Regions from separate parts of the Homo sapiens genome. Here region 1 is linked to region 2. Evidence: read pairs that join two places in POLR2A ChIA-PET (ENCODE). Cell type or tissue: A673. All regions are shown on one strand.

What was found. Peaks named below come from ENCODE experiments on the same cell type or tissue, not always from the same donor. Only the 100,000 strongest peaks of a DNase experiment are listed, where the experiment ranks them.
Region 1: POLR2A ChIA-PET joins it to region 2 with 7 read pairs; 2 of 35 experiments call an interaction of 5 or more read pairs at or near these places.

Annotation. Positions count from the first base shown.
Region 1 is chr20:48,298,075-48,300,574 of GRCh38, forward strand. No RefSeq gene overlaps it. Among named protein-coding and RNA genes, the nearest start is that of LINC00494, 61 kb to the right of the region's middle. In A673, no CTCF peak of the experiment used is centred here; a DNase peak (open chromatin) is centred at 1,197.
Region 2 is chr20:47,281,526-47,284,025 of GRCh38, forward strand. It overlaps ZMYND8 (zinc finger MYND-type containing 8), which reads right to left. Exons shown (of 23, transcript NM_001281775.3): 9 at 2,046-2,123; 10 at 577-692. Among named protein-coding and RNA genes, the nearest start is that of ZMYND8, 74 kb to the right of the region's middle. RefSeq lists a silencer at 1-234. In A673, no CTCF peak of the experiment used is centred here; no DNase peak of the experiment used is centred here.

The sequences.
Region 1 (2,500 bases), 1.0 Mb after region 2:
TGCAAACAGTATCAGCTGGGGCTGTGGTTTCATCCTAAGACTCACCTGGGGCTGGAGGACCTGCTTTTGAACTTATTCAAGTGGTCTTTGGCAGGATTTAGTTCCTCAAGACAGCGGACCTGAGGCCTTTGGTTCTTTGTGGCTGTTGGCTGGAGGCCTCCCTTGATTCTCACCCCATGGGGAGCTCAGCACTTGGCATCTGGCTCCCCCAGAGCAAGCCGGTGATGGGGAGAATAAGACATTACATCAGTCTTTTTTCTACCCTAATTTCGAAAGTAGCACCCCATCATTTTTCCCATATTCTATTTGTTTGAAGCAAGTCCCTAGGTCTAGCCCACATTCAACGAGAAGGGATCACACAAGGGCACAGATACCAGGAAGTGGGGACCATTGGGAGCCCTTTTTAAAATCTGCTCCCCACACTGTCTCTGGCTACATTTTAGATAGTTGTTAGACTAAACTGTGAATAATTGACAGACTGCAATTTCTTCTATTTCCCTATTTTAGAGGTATCTCTCTCCTGGAAACAGCCCTTGTTCACACCAGAGGTGTGAACAGAAATTCTTTTGCTTTGCTGGCCTCAAACTGATAGAAAAATGTATCAGTTCAGGCAAAGTGTTCCTCACTGGTTTGCTGAATTATGTCTCTTCTTTTTATCCCTTAACTTATAATTTTATGGACTGTGGAGGAGGATGGGAGAATTGGGGTTGGGTTTTCTATTTTCTTTTTTTCCCCTTCTTCAGGGAGAAAAAAACTTGGCTAGAGTTGAGTGCCTCCTAATCCCCAGTAGGAATCTGACATTTTAATTTTGCTTTCTCGCCCTCTCCAGTCTGGCCTGAGGTGCAGGTGGGGACCTCCCAGCACTGTTATCATAATCCCAAACAGCCATGACAGAAGCCTGCCTGAGGGCTTCAGGGGAGACTGAAGAGTCCCAAATGCATCTCTTGTCTAGGATGATGAAAAGTTGATTCGGGCTTGCTACCAAATGTTACTTATCAGATGCCAAGTGGCATTGTCTATGCATGGCGCCTGGTCCTGCCGGGGAGCTGATTGAGGGTGAGCTCCATCCAGAGAGCAGGAGGGGTATCTGGGCACTAAGCTAGGTGGATTTAGGACCCCCAGCACAGTTTTTGGCTGGGACCATTGTTTGGTTCTGACAAACAGCAGGGCACCATGGAGACAGGAAAATAGGCAAAGAAAATGACTCATCTGGCTGGAAGCCCAGAAAATGTATGCTAATACCTTCACGCAGACAAAAATAAGATTATAAAGAGACTGGTGGCAAAAAAAAAAAAAAAAAGCCAGCCTCAAATGATGCTTCTCTTTAATCCATCCACTTAGAAGCCCAACAAGTTGCCGAGATCCACCGTGCCAAAGAGAGAACCATCATATTAGTGAAGTTGCTTTTCATGTCAATTCTTTCCTTTCTGTAACTAAAACTCAACTATGGGAGACATACTCAGCAGTCACCAACATTCTAGATTCCCCTCCTCTTCCCATCCCACAAAAGGTTTACAATTCCCCATCCTTGAAGTTATGTATGGACATAAGATCTTGCTTGGCCAAGGAAATCTGAGGAAGTGACATGTGTTGTTTCAGTATAATTATTTAAAAGCTGGTATATGATTCTCTATGGTCTCTTGCCATGCCATGGTGATCATGGGAGCATGTATTGAGATGCAGATACTGAAAGATGGTGGAGCTTCTGTTCCTTTAGATCTCTGAGAAGTTAAAATAAACTGGGCCTCCCTAACAACTCATGTGAGATATATAGAGTGTGTTTTGTTGTTTTAAGCCAAGGGGATTTGGGTACTGTTGTTTGTTGCAACATTGCCTTGCTTATCCTCATTAGTAAGTCCACCATCCTGCATCCCAATATACTTTCTGTAGACACATTAAAAGCTTACCACTTCCCGGAAAGGCACAGTGGCTCGCGCCTGTAATCCCAGCACTTTGGGAGGTCGAGGCGGGCAGATCACCTGAGGCCAGGCGTTCTAGACTAGCCTGGCCAACATGGTGAAACCTGTCTCTACTAAAAATACAAAAATTAGCCAGGCGTGTTGGTGCCCGCCTGTAATCCCAGCTACTCGGGAGGCTGAGGCAGGAGAATTGCTTGAACCCGGAAGGCGGAGGTTGCAGTGAGCCGAGATCACGCCACGGCACTCCAGCCTGGGTGACAGAGTAAGACTCCATCTAAAAAAAAAAAAAAAGCTTACCACTTCCCTTAAACTTACCCTCAATTAAAGACTTATTCTCTGGCCCTCCTAACAAAAATACAAACTTATTACTGACAAGGCAGCACCTGGGTCCAGCAAACAGGGATTCCGGCGCCCAAACTTGCATATCATGAAAGGGAAAGGAGCATTTAAAAGCTCTGACATTGGGGACAGACACTTTAATGGTTCTGTCAATGGAGATTAAAACTTGAAAATAGCCAAGGGTACACTTTTCGAGGTCTATATTTTAAATGAAATGACAAGAGGAATGAACCTGCGGGACT
Region 2 (2,500 bases):
AACTGCTATTAGCTGGAATAATTCACTCTGCCGTGTACGGAGGGAAAGGGGAGGGCAGGAAGGCTGGGAGGGAGGGCTCACACCTGTCAAAACAGCAACCCCTTATAACTTCCCACTGTAGCTTCAGAGAAAAGGGAACAGGAGAGAACTACTCAGCATGATGATAAGAGATTCATTTACTGGCAATCTAGGAAACTACTTCTATTCTTTGAAAGAATGATTTGGAAAGCAGTTTCCATGGAGGTTTAATTTACTTCAGAAACCCCCTCCCAAAAAATCAAACCAAAACAAAAAAGAACAGCAGCACTTCAAACAGCCACAGAACCCATTCCAATGTTGGTTTCATCAACAGACCCAGTAAAGTAAGATGATTTTCTAACACACCTGAGAAAACTGTAGCCCACGCCATTACCAAGCTTAACATACCACAGGAAATTTATTTCAACAACAAGATCAATGGTTGGTATCATGACAATAATGAGAATAATAGCTGCAGCCTCCACTTCTTTTCTTATCTCATAACAGTATCAAAGTTCAGTGAAAGCTACATGTTCCAAGCCTGTTATTAACTCCCACCTGTCATGTTGTCCAAAGAATCGGGCATCGACCTGCCCGTCTTTATCCCTTAGAGCTTTTGCAGGCCAGAATGGAAACCCCTTCAGTTTGGCCCAGACCAAAGGATGTGGATTGCTCTAGGAAAAGAAAAACAAGATCCAGAGTTTGTACATATTTGACAGCAAGATACTCACTAAAGTTTGGTATGTGAGGATGAAGCAGGACTGTGGGACACAGGCCATGAGTGGAAAAAGAGTTTCAAGCAGGGTCGGCCTGTGTGGTATTCCCTAAAAGGTATGTGGCCAAGACACCTGGACAAAACTGCAAATGGAGTTAAATGGTGAAATCAAAAGCTGAATGAAGTCCAGGCATGGTGGCTCACGCCTGTAATCCCAGCACTTTGGAAAGCCAATGCGGGTGGATCACCTGAGGTCAGGAGTTCGAGACCAGCCTGGCCAACATGGTGAAATCCCATCTCTACTAAAAACAGAAACATTAACCAGGCGTGGTGGCACACGCCTGTAGTCCCAGTTACTCAAGAGGCTGAGGCAGGAGAATCACTTGAACGCAGGAGGTGGAGGTTGCAGTGAGTCAAATCACGCCACTGCACTCCAGCCAGGGCGACAGATCGAAACTCCATCTCAAAAAAAAAAAAACAAAAAAAAGAAAGATGAGAAAACCAGGGTTGGATTCTAGCTGTACCATTATTATCTGGGCAGGCACGAGCAAGACATTTCACCTTTCTGTGCAACATACACAGAGACAATGACACCAATACCTTCTGTTTTTGGATTAAATGTGCATCATACCTAGCATCTAATAAGGGGCAGTATTTTGCTACCTTTATTCTTTATTGAAGGCTTAGCTATTCCGGTGTTAATCTCCAAAAGCACGAAGAGATGCAAAGTATATTTTCTCAACTTTCCTTGCCTAATCTTGCCTCCAAACCCACTCCAACCCACCAACCCCACCCCCAACACACACACCAGTGCAGCCCAACAATGTACTTCTCTCTGCAGAACCCCAGCTTGGAGAAGGCAGATCCACAGGGAAACTAGGGTGACTTTATTTCCCCCAAGAATCATGTTTTGGAGGGACTATGGAGTTAATCCAGGGAAGTATTTTCAAACCTCTTAAAATAGAACCAACATGATTTGTAAATCCACACTGATTTAAGCTCATCTTATTATCTGAAAAGCTTTGCTGCATCCCACATCTCTGATGAGCTCTCTTTTATGCTGCACCTTGCAGTCTGCCCAGGCTAATCAACCCAGGAAGCCATGATGCTATCTCTGGCACATGAACTTTCAGCCTAAGAGGTTTATCCTACCTGGATTACTTTCCTTCTGCCATAATTTTATCAGCAAAAAATTATCTTAAAACTCCATCCAAAGTTTCATCTAATAAGCCACCTGGAAAAAGCTGTCTCAGGGTAGTCATCCAAGGCACAGGGTTCAGTAAATGAAATAAGCAAAGTAAATCCAACTTACACAAGGCTCACAAAACCAGTTATCTCGTTTTTGGCAAGCAGCTAGATAACATTCTGGACATACTTCGATTTCATTCATCTGTAAAGCAAAAATACATTAGAATGTGTCACCCCAGGGGTGGATATCTTGTGGACCTCAATCAATGCTTGATGATTTTGAAGGTTAAGATGTTTTAAAGTCCCATAGAGGGAACACCTTGGAGATGAATCCAACCACTATGTATCGCTCCCAATGCTTCCACCCAGTCCAAGCCACCGTCCTTTCTCTCTGGACCAATGCAACAGCTAACTCCCCACGTCACCCACTTCCACTTTTACCCCCATTATAGACATTCCCTGCAGAGCAGCCACAGCCACCATTTTTTTTTTTTCCTCCAGAGTCTCACTCTGCTGCCCAGGCTGGAGTGCAGTGGCCCGATCTGGGCTCATTGCAACTTTCGCTTCCTGCGTTCAAGC